Linked DNA regions of Homo sapiens: region 2 is linked to region 1. The links are chromatin loops, found by intact Hi-C in ENCODE. Cell type or tissue: heart right ventricle. All regions are shown on one strand. Each heading gives the region's core, and the rest is flanking DNA. Links, peaks and the distances in the headings are about the cores only. Region 1 has its middle 11 kb from the start of OR1K1. Region 2 overlaps RC3H2 (ring finger and CCCH-type domains 2).

The links. Peaks named below come from ENCODE experiments on the same cell type or tissue, not always from the same donor. Only the 100,000 strongest peaks of a DNase experiment are listed, where the experiment ranks them.
Region 2: it touches region 1 in a loop (2.5-fold over the local background); 1 of 110 quality-filtered maps calls a loop at or near these places.

Annotation. Positions count from the first base shown.
Region 1 is chr9:122,807,983-122,813,364 of GRCh38, forward strand. No RefSeq gene overlaps it. Among named protein-coding and RNA genes, the nearest start is that of OR1K1, 11 kb to the left of the region's middle. RefSeq lists a silencer at 2,429-2,598. In heart right ventricle, for the core only: a CTCF peak has its summit at 2,540 (motif pointing left); a DNase peak (open chromatin) is centred at 2,529.
Region 2 is chr9:122,861,685-122,867,066 of GRCh38, forward strand. It overlaps RC3H2 (ring finger and CCCH-type domains 2), which reads right to left. Exons shown (of 21, transcript NM_001100588.3): 10 at 3,665-3,973. Among named protein-coding and RNA genes, the nearest start is that of SNORD90, 16 kb to the right of the region's middle. In heart right ventricle, for the core only: no CTCF peak of the experiment used is centred there; no DNase peak of the experiment used is centred there; H3K4me3 peaks cover 737 bases; H3K27ac peaks cover 2,303 bases.

The DNA.
Region 1 (5,382 bases), core at 142-5,141:
AAGTAGCTGGGATTACAGGTGCCCACCACCACGCCCAGCTAAATTGTTTGTATTTTTAGTAGAGACAGAGTTTCACCATGTTGGTCAGTCTGATCTCAAACTCCTGACCTCAGGTGATCCACCGGCCTTGGCCTCCCAAAATGCTGGGATTACAGGCATGAGCCGCCGCACCCAGCCAAAATTGTTTTTTAAAAAGGAAATGGGATAAGGAAAGGCTGGATGGGCTGGAGGTGCTTCCAGGCAGGTAGAGAACTCTTTGGCGTACCAAGATGATGACAAGGAACTGAGGCCTTGGGAGTAGAGGGAGAGCTACATCAAAGACAAAGCCACAGAGTAAGAGCTGCATTTCCTGACCACCAACTACAGTAGTCTGCTCAGCTGCCCTAAAAAAATACCACAAACTGAGTAATGATAGAAATATATCTTGTCACAGTTCTTGAGGCTGGAGGTCCACCAACACCATGGTGCCATAAGGGTTGGTTTCTGGTGAGGGATCTCTTCCTAACTTGTAGACAGCTGCCTTCTAGCTGCATCCTAGCATGTATCTGCTCTGTGCACATGCAGAGAGCAAGGGAGCTCTGGTGTCTCTTCTTTTAAAGACAGTGGTCTTACTGGATTTGGTCCCCACCCTTATGACTCATTTAACCTTAGTTACCTCCTTCAGTGGCCCTATCTCCAAATACAGTCACTTTGGGGGTTTGGGAATTTGGGCTAGGTTGGGGACGGTTCAGTCCATAACACCAACTATGGGGCAGGCACCCTTCAACTGTTTCCAAGAGCCTCTTTTGATAAACATTATTATTGCCTGTTCATGGGTAAGGCTTCCCAGACAGTGGTAAAATTCTGAGTTCTGAGCTCTGAGTTCCTAGGTTTAAGTTCTAACTTTACTATGTACTAACTGGTTGACCTTGGGCAAATCATTTAACTAAAAAATGAGGAAAATAATATAGCTCTGAAGTGGTGAGAATTATCTAAGAAATAAATATAAACTGCTTAGAAGCCAGGCATGGTGGCTCTCACCTGTAATCTCAGTACTTTGGGAGTCCCAGGTGGAAGGATTGCTTTAGCCCAGGATGTAGGGAGACCCCCTGAAACTATTGCTACAGAATAAAAGATGAAATGCTCCTGATTATTGTAAATACAAAATTGCATGCTGGATTGTGTAAAGACAATGCCAGGTTGGACTGCCAGAACGAGCCAACAGCGCGTGATGTGCTTCCCCCTGCAGAGAACCTATGAATGGACGTGCAGTCAGGGAGGTTTCACATCACCAAGATTCCTATCCCAGAAAAGTAGATGTTCATAGCTCTGGGAATGGAATGGAACCCTTGTGGAAAGCCTATAAACGGATGCATGGGGGGGCGCCTGTCCATATGGATAAGATAGGGCTATAAATGCCCTCATCTTGCCACAGCTCTTCCAGGCCTCTTTAGGGTTAGGGCATACTCCCTTCTGAGAATTTCTGGTCTAACCGGTTCTCTAGCTTCACGTCCTGTTTCTATGGATTGTTTGTAACCAGCTTTTGTTGCAATTGTTACTACTGATTAATAGCTTGCTAATCATAGGTTACGGAAAGATTGTGTTTCTGTTTTAAGGCTCTGTTAGAAATTACTGATGCATGCACTATATTGTAAATTCTTATCTCTGTATACCGTACTTCTACGTACAAATGTACTGTACTTCTACATACAAATGTTATTACTTCATCCCCATGTGACCATCTCACCTCATAATCAAATGACCCTAAATCCCTCACTAACCCACCCCCGCTGTCACTAAACTTAATAATAAATGCTGGTATATCCAGTGCATTGTTGGCACCACGGGACCAGAAGGCGGTGACCCCCCCTGGACTCAGCTTTCACTATCTTGTGTGTGTCTATCATTTCTCAACCTGCCGATCCACCTGGGAACAAAGAGAGAGCCCCGTTGCACTGCAGGCTGCTGGCCAGATCCCACAATACCAGGAATTTGAGGCTGCAGTGATCTATGGCTGCACCACTGCATTCCAGTCTTGGCAACAGAGCAAGACCCTGTTTCAAAAAACAAAACAAAACAAAACAACAGACTGAAAAACAAAGTGCTTCCTTACTCTCACTATGACAGGTCTAGGGGACACAGGTAGTAAGTCACTGGAAACAAATGGTGGGATTGGGATTTGAAACAAAGATTGTACTCTTAACTAAGAAGCTATGTCTCCTCGAGTCACCCACCTTGCAGCATCTTGGGGCTGGTGGGTGCCGCCTGCCTTCCTGTTCTCTTCTGTCTGTTTTTTTCTCCCCCTTAGTTGACCATGATCTGAAAGTCAAGTGTATATATGTTGTCTTCATCAAATACCATTTTGTTTGCTTTGTTACTCATTATTTAAAGTGTGTGTATTTAACATTTTCCCGTTCTCATTCCTAAAAACAAATTCTCTAACATTATTCTTACATGGTGCTACGTATCTCCCTCAGGCCCCTACTCTGCAGTCTGTAGCACAGCGTCCATAATGGGAGCAAAACAATTCATTCCTTCTCCTCTGCTGCCACCGCGTGGCCATTTTGCATTATAACCCGCATTTCTGCAAAGTAACCAGGAGGTAACAACCTCTTTGGCAAGGCTGAGGATTTAACTTGATCTTGTTTGTTACCTGGTTCTCAGTGAGCATAGGTAGTAGACGTCTAATTAAAAATATGTAACATTTATGGAAACATGATATAAGAGATGATCTTCTGCCCTATTGTGGTGAATTCCAGCCTACTCATGTTGCCTTGGGGATTTTCCCCACTGAAGGAGCATATATTAACTGATGCCAGCTCAGATCAGAGATCAGAGATGACAGGACACAGTCCCTGTCCCCAAGGAAATACTAGTCTGGTCTGTAAACAAATCCAGTTCAACTTTGGCTACCACACACGCTGAAGACAGAGTTACCCTACAGAAAAGAGAGACAGAGCTATTCAAGTCACCAGGATTTCCCATCTCACACTTCGGAAAAACTTTAAATATTTCTTTAAGTTGAATTAAAATAATAGCATGATGACAACAATAGATAATTTATTGAGACATTTCTATGTGTTAAGCAAGGTGCAAAGTGCGTTCTGAGTATTAACCCATTGACCTCCTTTTTTCTGAGATGGAATCTCACTCTGTTGCCCAGGCTGGAGTGCAGTGGTGCAATCTCAGCTCACTGCAACCTCTGCCTCCCAGGTTCAAGCGATTCTCTTGCCTCAGCCCCCCAAGTAGCTGGGATTACAGGCGTGCGCCACCATGATCAGCTAATTTTTTGTATTCAGTAAAGAGGGGGTTTCACCATTTTGGTCAAGCTGATCTGGAACTCCTGACCTCAGGTGATCCGCCCGCCTCAGCCTCCCAAAGTGCTGGGATTACAGACATGAGCCACCGTGCCCGGCCCCATTGACCTCTTATCCCAACTACTGTTATCCCCCTTGTACAGGTGGGAAAATGGAGGCAAGGCTAGTGTTGGATGGACCCAGGTTTTGAGCCCCCATTTTCTTAACCAGTGTTGCCATCACCTGTAGGAAGACATGTCACAGTATGACTGCCTCTCTCTGAAGAGACAGCAAAGACTTAGGATCCAGAGAGGATGTGAGGTTTGAGCTGAATTTTCAAGGATAAATAGGATTTATTTGAGTTGACAAGGGGAAATTGGTTTTTTTTTGGGGGGGGGGTTGTTTGTTTGTTTTTTGAGACGGAGTCTCGCTCTGTCGCCCAGGCTGGAGTGCAGTGGTGCGATCTCGGCTCACTGCAAGCTCCGCCTCCCGGGTTCACGCCACTCTCCTGCCTCAGCCTCCCAAGTAGCTGAGACTACAGGCGCCCGCTACTACGCCCGGCTAATTTTTTGTTTTCGTATTTTTCGTAGAGACGGGGTTTCACCGTGTTAGCCACGATGGTCTCGATCTCCTGACCTCGTGATCCGCCCGCCTTGGCCTCCCAAGGTGCTGAGATTACAGGCATGAGCCACCGCGCCCGGCCGGAATTGGGATCTTAAAGCCCTTTTTTAATAAGTGGGATCAGGGTTTTGTAGAGGATGGATAGTTTAAAAAAAAAAAAACAAAAAACTGATGACCTCTATGGATCTAAGGAATGTTTGCTAGGTGCCTCACCATGCTAAGAACTTTAGCTCATTGAACACTTCCAGCCACCCTGTGAGATAGTTGCTATGATTATCCTCACTTGGGAGATCACAGCTCAGAGACACCAAGAAATTTAACCACAAGCATTCACAATCCAAAATAAATTCTTGGAGTGGAGGGAATCAATGGGAGTGAGGCTTCTCTGAGAACACAACTTCATATTCTGTTGGCTTTTAAACTGGGTAAATGTTTTATATGCTCAAAAAGGTGGAACCAAAAAGGATGTATTGGAAAAAAAAAAAAAAGCAAACGCTAGGTCAAACACAGTGGCTTACGCCTGTAATCCCAGCACTTTGGGAGGCTGAGGCAGGAGGATCGCTTGAGCCCAGGAGCTTGAGGTTGCAGTGAGCTGTGATTGCGCCACTGCACTCCAGCCTGGGCAACAAAGTGAAACGCTGTCTCTTAAAAATGAAATGAAATTAAAATAAAGAAAATCACCTTTACGCATACCCCCAATGTAATAATTTGGTTCAGGCAAGGATGCCAAGACTATTAGGTGAAACGTTATTGTAAGAAGAGGATATTCACACAGTCTCAAAGTATCACAACACAGATTTCTTTCTGCTAACAAAGGGGAAATAATTTTACTATATGAAGATTTGTCATTCACCACCTTAACCAAGTGATTAAACTTAGCATCATCAAGCTGACATCAGATACTCCCTGACTTATGTAGTAAGAACTACACAACATCACCTCTGGTGATTGTATTATTGCCAGAAATAAGGAAACAATCTGAGAAGCCAGAAATTGGAGCATTTTTTATGACAGTTGGCCTGGATTCTTTAAAAAGCCTCAGCAGAAGGGTGGCCAGGCTGCCAGGTGGCTGGGCATGATGGACCCAGCTGCCGGTCTAGCCCTTCCTTATGCCCAGGCTTAGACCCATCCCCAGTCACCTAAATGAATAAATGGTTAAAAGTCACTGATAAGGCTGGGTGTGATGGCTCACGCCTGTAACCCCAGCACTGTGGGAGGCCTAGGCCGGCAGATCACTTGAGGTCAGGAGTTCGAAGCCAGCCTGGCCAACATAATGAAACCCCACCTCTACTAAAAAAAAAAAATACAAAAATTAGCCACATGTGGTGGTGCACACCTGTAATCCCAACTACTCAGAAGGCTGAGGCAGGGGAATCGCTTGAACCTGGGAGGCAGAGGTTACAATGAGCCGAGATCATGCCACTGCACTGCCAGCCTGGGCATGGGCAACAGAGCAAGACTCCATCTCCACAGGAAAAAAAAAAAA
Region 2 (5,382 bases), core at 273-5,272, 54 kb after region 1:
CAACCAGATTAGAGGGTTTTTTCCTCAAATTAGAACAATCATTTTAAAGGTAGGATATAAAGAAAAAGGTATATGGGCTGCCTTTAAGTTTATCACAGATTAGTCTAGCAGATGTTTACTTCTATGTGTAACTGTATATTAAAATGTAAAAAATAACTAAGGAACTGTGGGTAATAAAAGTAGGTACAAACGTAAGGGTTTAGAGTATAAAGATATTTTAGGACTGTGCTTATTCTTTACATAAAGTAAAATAGAGACAACAAGGAAAATGATTAGGATTTCCTTAAAACAATAACTAATATTTATCAAGTGGTTATTTGAGTCTATTCCAGGCACTGTGCTTTACATAAATTATCTGGTCCCTCCATGTCAAAATGTTATATACCTAAAATTTGGATTAGTACTTTGAAATGGTAAACTCATAGACTTATCAACAAAAAGGCAACAAGATCCATGATAAGGTCAACATTTATTGCCTCATGAAATCATGCAAGCTATCTCAAAAATTGGAACTTATAGAAAAAGCTAATCTTCAAGGCAACAAGATCCATGATAAGGTCAACATTTATCACCTCATGAAATCATGCAAGCTATCTCAAAAATTGGAACTTATAGAAAAAGCTAATCTTCAGTCACATCCTAGTGAGCATGAGATCACTATCCTAGATGACTTTCAGGATTCTAGGCTCTCCTCCATGGCAGCTTCTCTCACACCTTATTCATTTTGCCTGTGCTGCCTTCTCCATCCACAAGGCCCTTCCTTCCTTGCTATCCATACTTTTGGAAATAGCTCAGGTATCATCACTTCACCTCTAAGAAGCCATCCACAATACCTCTCATAGAATTATTCTTTTTCCTGTGTTCCAATAACAACTGGAACAACTGTGTTCCAATAAAAATTTAGATTTATTTTTTAAAAGTCTTTACCAGCTGGGCACAGTGGCTCACACCTGTAATCCCAGCCTTTTGGGAGGCCAAGGCGGGCAGATCACTTGCGGTCAGGAGTTCTAGACCAGTCTGGCCAACATGGCGAAACCCCGTCTCTACTAAAAATACAAAAATTAGCCGGGCATGGTGGCAGGTGCCTGTAATCCCAGCTACTTAGGAGGCTGAGGCAGGAGAATTGCTTGAACCTGGCAGGTGGAGGTTGCAGTGAGCCGAAATCGCACCATTGCACTCCACCTGGGTGACAGAGAGACTCCATCTCAAAAAAAAAAAAAAAAAAAAAGTTTTTACCCTAGTCTATTTTGTTAAAAAATTGAGATACAGTTCATTATTTTAGGGTGTACAATTCAGTAATTTTTAGTATATTCACAAGGCTGTCCAATTATCACCACTAATTCTGAAACATTTTCATCATCCCCAAGAGAAACCTGTACCCATTAGCATTCATTCCCCATTCCTGTCCCAGCCCTAAACCCCTAGAAACCATTAATCTACTTCCTGTCTCTATGAATTTGCCTATTCTGGACATTTAACATAAATGTGACCTTTTGTATCTGGCTTCTTTCATTTAGCACAATGTTTAAAGGTTCATCCATATTGTAGCACATAATAGTACTTCATTCCTTTTTTATGGCTGAATTTTCCATTGTATGGATATAAAACAGTTTTACAAAATTTTCTTGCCAAAAATCTTCAAAAGCTTATTTCCTAAACATGTATACATAAGGTCTCCATAATCTGGCACCAACCTATCTAACCTTATTTTATACCAGTCCCTAATATAAGCCTTCAGATCTAAAAGACTGGTCTCCTCAATATTCCATATAATTACAGATAGATTTAATCCATGTTATGTTGTTTTTTTTCTGTAATTTCCCATATTTCTCCCAGCAATATAAAATTTTCCTGTCCTTTAATCCAACTTCAGTACTGTTTCATATGTGTAAATGCTGTCTCCACAACTATATCATAAATCCCTTAAAAGCAAAGTATCTTGTATTCATGTGCCAAAAACAGCTACAAGATTGAGTGCATAAATAACATTTGTTAACTAGACCATGTTCTCAAATATATCTTTTCTAAAATCTTGCCCAGGGAAGATTGTAAAAGTCCTTTTTTTTTTTGAGATGGAGTCTCACTCTTGTTGCCCAGGCTGGCGTACAACGGTGCGATCTTGGCTCACTGCAACCTCCACCTCCCAGGTTCAAGCGATTCTCCTGCCTCAGCCTTCCCAGGTAGCTGGGATTACAGGCATGCGCCACCATGCCTGGCTAATTTTGTATTTTTAGTAGAGACGGGGTTTCTCCATGTTGGTCAGGCTGGTCTTGAACGCCCAACCTCAGGTGATCTGCCCACCTCGGCCTCCCAAAGTGTTGGGATTACAGGCCTGAGCCACCGTGCCCAGCCTGTAAAAGTCCTTTAATAAACAATCTCCCCCATCATGTGCTGACTGCAGAAGTAGCAAATGTTACTGCTTATCTATCCATCATTGATTGCTATGTGCCTAGCACAATGCTTTTTTCCTAGCAGGCATATAACAGATACTGATAGACTATTTATAGGCAACAAAATCTGAACATCAACATATTGATGAATATTAAAATATTCATCAATCTAAATCTTACTCAAGATTTTAGAGTTGGAAACAACTTTTCAGATAATCTGAAAATTTAAAAACCTTTTTCTAAAGGCACCAAAACCCTCTGACAAAGGAAATCTTATGCTGACACTCAGTAACAATTAATGGTGATAATAATAATAAAGCAAATATTTACTGAGTGCTTACTATCTGGTAGGCATTGTTCAAGGCATACTGGAGTATTAATTCACTTAATCCTCGCAACCAACATATGAAGTTGACACCATTATAATTCTAGTTTTATGAAGGAGTAAACTAAGGTAGACAGATTAAGTAACTGGCCTAAGATCAAACAGCTGGGAAACCATGAGCCAGAACTTGAAAGCCCAGAGAGTGTGGCTCCAAAGAGTCCCCTCCTTTTTTTTTTTTTGAGACAGTGTCTCACTCTGTTGCCCAGGCTGGATTGCAGTAGCACGATCTGGGTTCACTGCAAGCTCCGCCTCCTGGGTTCATGCCATTCTCCTACCTCAGCCTCCTGAGTAGCTGGGACTACATATGCCCGCCACCATGCCCGGCTAATTTTTTTTTTGTATTTTTAGTAGAGATGGGGTTTCACCATGTCAGCCAGGATGGTCTCGATCTCCAGACCTCATGATCTGCATGCCTCAGCCTCCAAAAGTGCTGGGATTACAGGTGTGAACCACTGCACCCGGCCAAGTGCTACACCTCATTACAGAGTATAAAGTGAAAGCGCTCTGACTGAAACAGAGCTAGAGGCTCAGCATTTTACCTGCTTAGGTTTCTATTTAGTTCTTTTCTGGCACCTCTATGGAATCAACACTACAGTTCAAGAAAATAAGGTGTGAAAAAAAAACAATTCTGGTCCAGTCTCTTTGGGAGAGTTGAGGAAAACAAAACTCAGAGTTAAAGTCACTTTCCCACTTTCCAAGTTCACAGGGCTATTCAGTTGCAGAACCAAACTAGAACTCAAATTTTTTAGTATTTAGTGTTTCTTCTACATCACAAAATATTCTGCATAAAAATTCTGATTAACCGGTATTCATCAGCAGAAATAAAAACACTCAGGCATTTCTAAAAAGGAAAAAGAATTTCCAGTAATCATTTTTACCTAATACCTACTTTTCAGTTACAGAATCTGCAGAGGGCCCAGCAGCATTCTGACCATTAGCGCCAACCTTTCCCACTTTCTTCACGGTCTCCAGAGCTCTTAAGGTACTGTCAGTACTACGTGAGATTAGCTGGGAAACACTGTTTTCTGCATTTGAAATTCCGTTTGTACTTGGAACAATTTTCCCTGTTGTTTCAGTACTTCCTATGACAGAAATGACATTTCCGGCTGTGGTTGTGACAGTGTTGTTTACACCAACTTTATTTAGAAGAGGAAACGTTCTTACAGTGGCATTGATCTTTTTGTTCCTTAATCGATACCTGTTTCAAAAACAATCAACAGATTGGTGAATATTTCACTAAATCTTACTCAAGACAAAAAATGGCAATGGGCAATGGGAATAGATTGAAAAAGGAGGAAACAGTTTTGACAAAAAGTTTCTTCAGCTAAATAATCAAATACAGTCTATATCAAATTCTACTGCAACAGATGCCACATGAAAATATATATGCCATTCACATATAATATACATGTAATTAATATAGCAAGCCGAGTTTATATGTATTTTTTTTTCCCCTCATGCCACTTTGTCCAAGAATGTATTCAAAAAAACCTTTTGAGGGAGTGGAAAGAGACCATTTGAAAATTTTGTATAACTAGAATATAAGGGATGTTATGTAAAAATGACAGGAACTGGCAACAAATTTGGTTGAGAACACAGAGTAAAGAGAAAAGGTATGCAAGAGCTGAAGCCATTTTCTGTTGTTACCAAACTGTAAAAGGATTATATAATTTAAAAAAATAATTTAAAAAACTCATTCTTAAACAAACATTACACAAAAATAGAAATTCTGTATTATAGTTCTCAGAATAGTTTATACCTAAAGTTAAAAACATTTGTATGAAAGATTTTTCTGATACTAAGTTTTGAGTTTTATTTATGGTGATCATTGGATATAATACTCTAATACACAAAAGGACTGGCAATTTGATTTTGGATTCCATTTAAGAAAATGTCTCCCTCTCCCCCTCCCCCTCCCCCCTCCCTCTCCCCACGGTCTCCCTCTCCCCACGGTCTCCCTCTCCCTCTCTTTCCACGGTCTCCCTCTGATGCCGAGCCGAAGCTGGACTGTACTGCTGCCATCTCGGCTCACTGCAACCTCCCTGCCTGATTCTCCTGCCTCAGCCTGCGGAGTGCCTGCGATTGCAGGCGCGCGCCGCCACGCCTGACTGGTTTTCTTATTTTTTTGGTGAAGACGGGGTTTCACTGTGTTGGCTGGGCTGGTCTCCAGCTCCTAGCCGCGAGTGATCCGCCAGCCTCGGCCTCCGGAGGTGCCGGGATTGCAGACGATGTCTGGTTCACTCAGTGCTCAGTGGTGCCCAGGCTGGAGTGCAGTGGTGTGATCTCAGCTCGCTACAACCTCCACCTCCCAGCCACCTGCCTTGGCCTCCCAAAGTGCTGAGATTGCAGCCTATGCCCGGCCGCCACCCCGTCTGGGAAGTGAGGAGCGTCTCTGCCTGGCCGCCTATCGTCTGGGACGTGAGGAGCCCCTCTGCCTGGCTGCCCAGTCTGGAAAGTGAGAAGCGTCTGCCCGGCCGCCATCCCATCTAGGAAGTGAGGAGCGTCTCTGCCCGGCCACCCATTGTCTGAGATGTGGGGAGCGCCTTTGCCCCACCGCCCCGTCTGGGATGTGAGGAGCGCCTCTGCCTGGCCGCGACCCCGTCTGGG